Regions from separate parts of the Homo sapiens genome. Here region 2 is linked to region 1. Evidence: chromatin contacts called from ENCODE Hi-C data. All regions are on one chromosome and are shown on one strand. Each heading gives the region's core, a stretch centred on a gene start or an enhancer-like site at or near the end of the contact. The rest is flanking DNA. Distances are from core to core; before and after follow the strand shown. Region 1 holds the start of PCSK1 (proprotein convertase subtilisin/kexin type 1). Region 2 overlaps RHOBTB3 (Rho related BTB domain containing 3).

Evidence for each region. Hi-C counts contacts between places; a loop is a spot of excess contacts on that map. Pooled maps may share reads with other maps.
Region 2: a pooled map shows a loop between it and region 1 (3-fold over the local background). The contact joins the enhancer-like site here to the promoter of PCSK1 in region 1. A Hi-C loop is called at or near these places in 2 of 37 single-sample maps with no recorded cell type and 4 of 50 pooled maps.

What each region holds. Positions count from the first base shown.
Region 1 is chr5:96,430,262-96,435,994 of GRCh38, reverse strand. It overlaps PCSK1 (proprotein convertase subtilisin/kexin type 1), which reads left to right and starts at 2,747. Exons shown (of 14, transcript NM_000439.5): 1 at 2,747-3,132. The coding sequence starts at 2,953. The region is part of intron 4 of LOC101929710 (a long non-coding RNA gene); the gene reads right to left. It also overlaps a transcript of CAST not described here and the pseudogene LOC102724070. RefSeq lists silencers at 1,595-1,714, 1,576-1,870.
Region 2 is chr5:95,778,298-95,783,255 of GRCh38, reverse strand. RHOBTB3 (Rho related BTB domain containing 3) reads right to left here. Exons shown (of 12, transcript NM_014899.4): 9 at 2,831-3,004. Among named protein-coding and RNA genes, the nearest start is that of GLRX, 42 kb to the left of the region's middle. RefSeq lists an enhancer at 1,962-2,011. Within about 2 kb of position 2,040, at least 23 of the 41 ENCODE cell types and tissues checked have a DNase peak (open chromatin) inside an H3K27ac peak, as active enhancers do.

The sequences.
Region 1 (5,733 bases), core at 1,498-3,997:
TCTTGGCCCAAATGGTTACACTGTGTCCACTTTGTGATAAATATTGGGTACATTGTTTAGTATGCCCAAGGGTATATGTTTTATTTCGTAGTAACAAAATGTTTAAAACATTTGTTTCCTAAGACTAAAGAGATATGGTGATCTATAGATCTCCTTTGAGCATATTCTTACTTCCTGCTCTTAATAGCTTCTTTTACTCTCCAAGAAACCTTAATGAATGCTTAGCTGTATCACTGGGCAGTTGTGAGCATCATGAAAGGCATGGCAATCACTTGATAACTTATAATGGAAACACGTCCTCTTAATTTCTGGAGTATCCGGTTTTCTATATAAATTAATCACATGAATCAAATGCTATTAAAACCAACTTAAGGGTGATAATTGGCTCTTCCAATTTATAATACGAAATATAACACTGATGGGCCTGGAGGTCACTACCATGATCTACAAATCAGGGTAGGACTAGCCCTTGAAACAAAAAGTTAAAATGGATTCTAAATCTACTTGCACCTCTAGTCTTGGCAGAAATTTATTTCTTCTGCATGCCAGAAGTTCTGGCAAAGAGGTTCATAGGATAAAAATCAGACAATAGCAGATTAACTTACTGATATCTGTATTGTGTGGATGAGGATATTATCTTCTTTTTGTGAGAGTTTACTTGGCCCTGTTAGGTATATAAACCAAATGTTTATTCCAGGCTTCTATGGTGCTCCATTTAAGACAAATGCCTCATTAATGAGAGAGACACGGACCCTATTGCCAACACTCTGCCAAACTGATTTACTTGAACAATAATAAGAAAGGGACAAATATGTTCCTCCTCTGACACATCTACCGTTATAAAACATTTGCCCTGGGCTTCTCTTGCCTTGCTAGTGCACAGTTAGTGTCTGTCTGCTGTGAGAATGAAACACCCTTGAGAGCTTGAGGCCACAACTCAGGCCGAGGTGTGAAGGGAAAAGAAGACAGCTTACCCAGCCATCAACATTCACACATGTGGATTTACAGAACAGACAACAAAGCTATCAATCGGAGCCCATTCCATTTCATCTCATGTGAGTTACATTATTGTAAAACACTTAACCATGTCACATGGCTTATTAACATTGGCATTTGATTTTGTAAAGATGCTTTATGTTTAAAGAAATTATGTAGTGCACATTTCTGCAAACGTGGAGGCAAATGAAAAATTAGCACTACAGAGCCTGATCCTCCACCAAGTCTTGTCTCATTTGCTTCTTGTAAGGAACATCTCTTGCTTCCTTTCTCCACTTGTTTATATGCTTTCTTTCCAACCTTCTCCCCTTTCTTCTATTTCTACAGCATAGATCGCGCCCTCGGGCGGTTGAGCTTTAAAAAACAACAACAACAACAACAAAAAAAAAAACAAACTTCCCAGGTGCAGCATACTCTCTCAATTCCACCTCCCGGCGATTTTACTTTTGGCCTGAGTCCAACACGTTCCCAAGAGCTGGACACAAGTTGTCACGATCATGAACCTAACCACACTCCCCCCTGCGGCCAATTTCCTATTTTGCTGTTCAAAAGAGGGAAATGCACATATCAAAAGGAAAACAGCTTGGTGCTGGCCAGCTGCAGAAGGGTGGAGGTCTTTGGTGCTCAGAAGAGAGAGCAGCTCCTGCGGCAGTCCTGCGTGTGTCGCTGTCCAGACCTCGGTGCTGAATACTAGGCACTGGTATCTCCCGCCAGGTTCAATCCCTCAGGGTTCGAATAGGCTCCACCATGGGAGACTGAACTCACTTCCCTAGGGTGAGGGGTGGAGAATTCATTTAGATGTTTCCTTGCTCTCCTCCCACAGGAAACCATTTTTCCACAAAGAGGCATTGTGCATTTTATGGGAAAGTAATGGCACAGCTCCAGCTCAGCACCAAAGTGAAGAGCTCTACTGAGGCACAATGGAAAGTCGAGGTAAATAAAAACTGCTCTTTCCCTCCCTGAATCAACACAACAGCTTTTGGGATCCTAGATCCCCTTGTTGACGAATTCTTAAAAATATGTTTTTTTAAAATCACATGATTAATCATTTTACTGATAAACACCCTAAAAGGTGGTGGTGGCGCTGGCTTTGCAATATCGGAGTATAACTACTGATATTGTTTTACTGAGGTTGAGAAACAAAGGGGAGGAGGGAAGTAAACTTGTAAACTAAGGTGGCTTGAATGGTTAAAAATTCATTTTTAATAGTATTGCTTTAACATAGACATGCTAATTTTCTCAGACAATTTAGAACAGAATTGGGACAGTAGTAGCTTCCCTTCTTCTCCTTACTCTCCTAGCCTCTCTCTTTGAAAGACCTAAGAGCCTTGTTCTTCATAGCAGGTGCTGATGCCCAAAGGGCCATTATAAGAATCCTATAGCCTCCCCCCCTCCCCGCCACACACATGAGATAATAAAGTAAATACAGAGAAAATGGATGGAAGGGAGGGAAAGCACTCCCAGCCTTTGATTCTTGGTAGTTATGTTCAAGTGGGGCACTTCTCTTTGAAAAGTGAAAATGTTTCTCACGGTACAGAATTTATGGGCAGACAAGGAGCAGACTTAACTGATCCCAGCAAACAGTTCCTTCCTTTTCCTAATCCCTGGCTGCTTATTTTAGCCGCTTCTCCGCCCCGCCGGGAATACCATTCGGATCTTAGTCCAGGTAGATCTGACGTCAAGAGATGGCTTTCGTCGATTTGACGTGTAAACACTCATTTCCATTCTGGCTGGGAAGGGCTGGGGCTCCACTCAGCCTGGAGACCGAAGCGCTTCACTGAGCGCTCGCCGCCGCCCAGCCTCTCCTCTCGCGCCTCCTAGCTCTTCGCAGAGCAACCAGGAGCCAGGAGTGGTCTAGAGCCCGAGGGTGGGAAGGGGGAGTCTGTCTGGCTTTTCTCCTATCTTGCTTCTTTTTCCTCTTCCCTTCCCACTCTTGTTCAAGCGAGTGTGTGAGCTATGGAGCGAAGAGCCTGGAGTCTGCAGTGCACTGCTTTCGTCCTCTTTTGCGCTTGGTGTGCACTGAACAGTGCAAAAGCGAAAAGGCAATTTGTCAATGAATGGGCAGCGGAGATCCCCGGGGGCCCGGAAGCAGCCTCGGCCATCGCCGAGGAGCTGGGCTATGACCTTTTGGGTCAGGTAAGAGTTTCCACTTTCAAGAAACTTTCTGGGGCCCCAGGGGACTGGCGGGACTGGAGCGCGGTCTTCCAAGTGGGAGCCCCAGGTTGCACTCTCCAGAGCCCAGAGTAGCAAAGAGCAAGGAGCTGCTCCAGCCCTCGCCCCTGTCGCGCTTGGAGAGAGAGAAAGCTTGCATTATTTACTGTTTAGGCTGGGCGCAGCCAAGCAGAAGGAAGCCGCTGCAGCTGGGTAGGGCTTATGCTTACTGTTGGCCGCTCTAGAATTGAAATCCGTTCCCGCGCGGTTTGGAAGAAAAATCCCTCCACGCTTGTTCAGGGAACTTGAGATACACTCAAGCTCTTACCAACCAAGCGCCCCCGGGAGAAGCAGTGCGCTCCATCCCCCGGGACTGAGGCGGTCTGCGTCAGGAGCCGGCTGTTGCCTTCTTTTCAATATGGCAGCATCAGATCCAAGTCCTGATGCAAGGGGCTAAGCAGGCTTGGGGCTGTCCGCCCTGGCAGCCTGTAAGGGCACGCCCAGGGCATTGGAAGAGTGCCAGCTGCTGGGACTCGCGACCAGGAGGTTGGGAGGCCGCGGAGTAGCCTGGGAAGCTGGGGGGAGAAATGGTGGGTGAAAGACACGGGACCATCTATCCCCGCGACTCTCTAGGGAGCTCCGGCTTTTCACTGGGAACTTATAAAGTCCAAGCTTCATAACTTTGCCCGGCCAGTCCCACTGCAGGGTCGAGATGCCGAACTGACTATGGGGAAGGGATCTATTTCTTTCTTGTTCTTCAGCCAAGTACGTAATCGTTTTCCCGGGAATTTCAGCTTATTGTTGCCTGTCCAAGTGAAGGCTTGGTCGATAGGTAGCTGGTTGGAGGTGGGTGGGCGTCAAGACATTAAGTGGGAGACTGCTTATAGCTGAGCGATTCCGAGGGGACCCTAGGGAGTGTGACTTCTAGTCTAGAGCTTTCCTTTCCTTGGCTCGGAATCAAGCCCTCGCCCCCTGCTTGGGAAGTTGGTCTGCATTGAAGCGTGGGAGGAGGCAGTTGTAAAACATTTTGGCGCGTTTTTTCTGGAGGTGGTGGTTGAGACGCCGCTGGAGTCACGGATGAGTAATCGGCGGGGGCGTTGGCGATTCTGTAGACCGAACCCTCTGGGGAATTCGCCTGCTCTTGCTAGAGGCTTCATTCTCAACTTTATAAACCAAATTGTCTTTGAAATGCCCGAAAGGAAAATCAATGCAGATTGGCTTCCTGGTGTCCCAGCAGCAGATGAGTCTTTTGCTTTTGGCCAGCCCTTGCCCTCGTGCCAGGCTCCGTGTTAGGGGCTGAGGAATAAGAGGAGGGAAAGAAACGCTCTCAAGTAATCAAGAATCTAGAGGAGACTAGCTTAGAGATAAATGATTGCAACTGATTGTAATTTGTGTAATCATAGAAGTTGTACTTGAAGTCTCAATATTCATTGGTTGAAGGAATGAAAGTAGTAGGGAATTCGGGAGGGGTGAATGAAAACTGCCCAAAGGAGAAAACATTTGCTCCGGGAACAGAAGTCAAAGGTTGCCAGGAGCACATAATGAGATCGGAGAAGACAGTCTAGGCATAGAAAACAGCTTGTGGGAAAACAGTGAGACATAATACAGTTTAGTAGTAAGTCTGGGAATTGCACGCAATTATTAGGAATTTTTGAGACCCAAAGAGGGTATGAGTAGCAGAGGAAATTGTGCTGGTGGGTACTGTGGACATCATACAAATCATGTATGACCTATGGGGGTGGACACTGGGGATTTAATTGTGTATTCCTTGAGCAGCTACTGAAAGGCTAAATAGCACTGGTAACCGTGTAGGAGGAGACTGGGGAAGACAGCAAAAACTAAATCTCTCTTCTTTTTCCCACCTGTTAGCTCTAGGCATGCATCTAAACCTAGACCATTCAATGTGAAAACTGCTTTTCAAAATAAATAAACATAAATCTTAATAGTAAAAAACAATACATCATCATTCTTGGGAGGATCTTTGAGTAAGGGATAGCATAGTCACAAAAGCATTAACAAATAGTGGGGGAAAACCATCTATATTTATATATGATTTACAATACTATCTTTCCTCTAACCATTTTTAGTTAAGATGGCATTACTAACAAAAGTTTTAAAACAAACTTAACAAAATTATTTTATTAGAATAATAATTCTTTGTAGAAGGCTGATAGCACGTTCCTGGTTCTGCTTATTTCTCTTTTTGTTTAATATTACTAAAATTACACTAATTTAGCATTACTATATTGGGTACCTTATTGCCTCAGGATAAAGCTTGGATTAAGGTAGTGACAAGAAGAAAAACCAGTTGACAGCAGAGAAAACAGAGCTAAGCACTGGTGATCTTTTTCTGCGGCTGCTGATTTCTCTCCCCAGTTCCATCCACAGCTTATAGGAAGATTCACTGAGATTCAGGCTTGGAGCAGGGCCTAAGCTTCTCTATTTTAAAATTCTCTGGGCGATGAGAATCACCAATTTAAAGAACACGTTTCTTCTGTAATATACTGTTGTCAACTGTTTGTTTCTTAATTTTAAAAATGCAGGGTTACCTAGAGGATTTGGTAGCCTCAAATTTAGTACTGAGTA
Region 2 (4,958 bases), core at 791-3,290, 650 kb after region 1:
CAGCTACTGGGGAGGCTGAGGCAGGAAAATCACTAAAACCTGGGAGGCGAAGGTTGCAGTGAGCGGAGATCATGCCACTGCACTGCAGCCTGGGCAATAGAGCAATACTCCATCTCAAAAAAATAAAAATAAAAATAAAATAAAATAAAAATAAATAAATAAAATAAAAAAGTAAAAATAAAAAGAATCCAAGCCTTCATACTCAGAAGTGAATCTATTTTTTTTTAATTCTTCAGAAAAGGTGATTCTATAATTGCCCTTAAAAATTAATTCCAGGACTATCTGGTAAATCTTTCCGTTAGCTAAACTAGATCCTTGCCATTTTTTTTTCTTGACATTAGTCTTCAGGTTGGTTGGTTGGTTTGTTGTTTTGTTTTTATTATGATAAAATAAACATAACATGAAATTTACCATTTTAACCTTTTTTTTTTTTTTTTTTTTTTTTTGAGATGGAGTCTCACTCTGTCGTCCAGGCTGGAATGCAGTGGTGCGATCTTGGCTCACTGCAAGCTCCTCCTCCTGGGTTCACGCCATTCTCCTGCCTCAGCCTCCTGAGGAGCTGGGAGCACAGGCGCCCACCACCACGCCCGGCTAATTTTTTTTGTATTTTTTGTAAAGACGGGGTTTCACCGTGTTAGCCAGGATGGTCTCGATCTCCTGACCTTGTGATCCACCTGCCTCGGCCTTCCAAAGTGCTGGGATTACAGGCATGAGCCGCCACATCCGGCCCATTTTAACCACTTTTAAGTATATGATTCATTGGCATGAAGTACATTCACACTGCTGTGCAGTCATCACCACCACCATCTCCAGAACATGTTTCTTCTTCCCAAACTGAAACTCTGTACCCAATAAACACTAACTCCCTGTTTCCCCCTTTCCCCAGCCCCTGGCAACCACCCAATTTGGCTGGGGGTTTTTTCAATACTTCCCTAGAAATCTGGTTTTTCATGTAATTCTCGTTCTTATCCCTCCTTACATTCTTACATTCTTTTGTAGCTATGGAACCAAGAACACTGTGTATGGTGAATATTTAACATAATAACATTACCTGTCTTCTGTGATCTTCCCAATGCACAGATTCCAGTATCTGGCTTAACTTTTTGATTATTCATTTTGACTCATTTTTCCCTAACACACTTTTGCCAATTTTTAAAAATCCTATCATTATTACTGCTTTCCTCTGTAATATTTTCTAATTAGCAAGGTAAAACTTAATATTAGCAGCTTCAATTACTTGAGTGAGAGGATGACTGAAAATCAAATTTTCCTATTACTCCAAATCTGGTCAATTTGTAAATTTAATATACAGATTTGCCAACAATGAAATAATAAACAATAAGCTTTATTTCCAAAAAGAACAAATGCTTTCATTTTTATTAGGCAAAAATACTAAGTCTTTTTTTGAGACGGAGTCTCACTCGGTCACCCAAGCTTGAGTGTGGTGGCGCCATCTTGGCTCACTGCAACCTCTGCCTCACAGGTTCAAGCGATTCTCCTGCCTCTGCCTCCCGTGTAGCTGGGATTACAGGCACACGTCACCATGCCCAGCTAATTTTTGTATTTTTAGTAGAGACGGGGTTTCACCATGTTGGTCAGGCTGTTTTTGAACTGACTTCAGGTGATCTGCTCACCTCAGCCTTCCAAAGTGCTCAGATTACAGGCATGAGCTACGGCACCTGGCCGTAAGTCAGTCTTTAACACTGACAGAAACAACTGCAACTGGCTCCAAAATACTCTACAGAAAGCTGCAAGCCCAGAATTAATTTAATCAACACAAATACATTTGCTTCTTTTTGAACTTCTAAAATCTTTCACTAGAGGGCTCATGACTTGTTTAAAACTTATTTCAATACCCAGTGTAAGAAACCTTTCCATTCTAAAAATTAAAGCAGTGAATCTGAAGAGAGGTCTGGCTTGAAATGTGTGTTTGCTTTTTATGTTTATTAGGGTGCCTGACCAGGTTCTCTAATCAAGGTCTCAGGCTCCTGAACTGAGCTCCACGGGGCCGAATCTAGTTGTGCTTGTGGTGGGAGCCATCTGGTGGCCAAAGGCTGAAGACTACTCACAGAGGGCTTCCCTGCCAGCATCCCAAGCAAGGCTCCAGGCCTGTAGAAAAAATTTTGCTATTTCTTCAAGTGCCTCCAGCTAGAAGAACCCTGCTGGATCTGTTCCAACCTAGAGCTGTCACAGATGTTTGGTTCCTGGTCAAAGATAGTCCTTGGTCAGTGAATTTGGAAATGAATCCTACAGTCCACTGGGTATTCTAAACATCTCAAGAAAAGTTTTCAGAGAAGTCAGTTTGAGGAGTTTCTGACTTTAGCAGAAGTCAGAAGGAGGCCTTTACAAATCCCACATCCTCTGGGCAGAAGGAAGACCAAAAAAGTCTCAGAATATTGAAAGTCCTTAAAAGTGCCCCAATCAGAAGTCACAGACATCAAAGCAGTTGCGCAACCCTCCTCTTCTTGTGGAAGAGACAGCGCTCCAAGTAACAATCTGCCCCGATCTCTAGAATTACGGTAGCCATGGGTACCACAAGACACCTCCATTTCTAGTTGCCTACAGTGATCCCCATGCTGTAGGTGCTGGCTGGGACATGTGAACTTGTGCCGGCGTCGGAGACCCATAAAAGGCACCCAATCACTGCACTTCCACTTGAACTGAATGAAAATTCATTGTTGTTCCAGCACCACCTCTAATTGCTTAGTACATTCCGTGATGTCAACTAATAAATCTTAAATGAAAATAGATTCCACAGAGTGCAATTTAACAAAATGGGTGGCAAGGAAAGAAAGAATTCTGAGATACTATCAACATTTGTATTGCTAACCTGGGCAGCAGGAGTCTGTGTACAGGTATTCTAAAAATGACAAGAAAGTCTCTTTGGAAACACCATAAACGGGAATCAGGACACTCTTTGCTTCCATGTAATTACCATTAAACATGGCTGCCATCACTTCACAACGGGCCACCAGGATGGCCCTGTGGGCTGGCACTGTCGTACCTGAAAGGTTCAAAAGGGAAACAAGAAACAAGTGAGATAAACCTGCAGGGTTATTCCAGCAATTTTCCTTCTAATTAGACTACCACATTAGGGACAGCTAGGCTGATATGCAGAATCTGAATTTGGGAGTGATAACTACCATTAATCCAGAAACTTCTTAATTTTAAAGGGAGCAATAAAGAAAGTTCAGATGTTGACCTTGAAACCAACAATTTGCAAGTCAAGACAACAATTTGTTACTTAGTTTGTATTTCCAGAAATAGAAACACTGAAATGAAGTATTTTGCTTCATATTTTTATAATGAAACATCAATCCTTTCCAATTGGCTTGAAATATTAATAATACTACCCGTGCCCATGTGCCTCCCAAGAAAACAACCCCATTACCCTTCTGGGCCTGACTCACAGAACCATCTTGGCCATGCTTCCCCTTATCTGAAACAGGAAACTGTAAGAAGTAAACCATAAGCTGTCCGTACACCACAGTAGGAATAGCAAGAGGATCTCTTGTGGAGCCAAGGAGAGCATTTCAGACTTAATGAAAATCTGGAAGAGGATGACCTTAATCCCTGCAGTCTCCCCAGCACACTACTTCCTCAGGCAACCATTCTGTCTCACCTGAACAATGCCTGCTGCTGGGAGAGCCAGTGCTACGTTGAATTTTGAGGGCTCTCTCAGCCCATACTGCTCACTGAACTCACCGAACTGAATTAACTCTCTAGGAAAAGCTTGCTAGGCTCTCTAGCTACTGCTGCACCACACAAAGGCAGCGCTGGATAGGGCCGTGAGTGGCCAGGGCTCTCTACTTCCACCACCTTAGAAAACCACGAATACACACTGCCAGCCTTCAGTTCAGCCTGGATCACTTCAACAGATTATTACCGAGAATCAGCATGTGCCAATCATTGCATTTGGAATTGAAGACACAAAGAGGAGGAAGACAAAGCTACCTCTGCTTTGGAGCAGTTTTTACTTTCGTAGAAGACACCACAGCCAGTGTGAGTGACAAAGCTGTCGCATTCCAGGAAGTAACTCTCCAACCAAACCAAGCCACTCAGCCCTGCCCAAGAGTTTACCCACACATCTCTAAAATCTCATACTCATCAGGGATATATAGTCTTCTCTAAAGCATTTACAATTATTGGGTTCTTCATCCCTTTTAAATCCAAGCACAACATCTCCTGTCTCAGGAAAGAAGAAAAGAGTTACATCTAAGCCCAGTGGCTTTTTCCAAAGCCAATAATCACTCAGGATCTATAGGCAACACCTGGCACTGCCAGCTCTGAGCCTACTGCTCGGCACTGCCATTTGCACAGCCACACCTACCTGAGGAGCAGGGAAGTAACTTGGGAAGCCCTCCCACCCAGTCAACACTCACCTCCTGGCAGGCACACTCCCCTCCTCGCCTCACTGGGACAGTGTCCCTCCACCGGGAAGGACCAGTTTCCATAATTAAAGCAAGCTGGCTGTATTTGTATACAGCAGTTAATAAAGAATACAAACAGGTCATGCCATTTGACTTGTAATTGTAAGGTTTTAAAATGTTAAAGATAAATAGGGCACTATATTTTTAAAAATTAGAAGCATGACTTAAATAAACTGGATGATCTATCACTTGGGTTAAGCACAGGGATTTAAGATCTACCAAAAAATACCAAGTAGATAGTTGATGGGGGTAGAATTTGATAAGTAACCTTGAAATTTTAACAGAAATTGTTGATAATGTGGTTATAACAGAGTTGCAAAACCCAGCAACAAAACACTCAGTACAGTTAGCTCTCCGAATCCATGGGTTCCACATCCACAGATCGAACCAACAGAGAGTGGAAAATATTCAGAAAAAAAAAAAAACCCTGCAACTGTATTGAACATATACAAAGTTTTTAAAAAATTGTCATTATTCCCTAAACAATACAGTATAACAACTATTTATATAACATTTACATTGTATTAG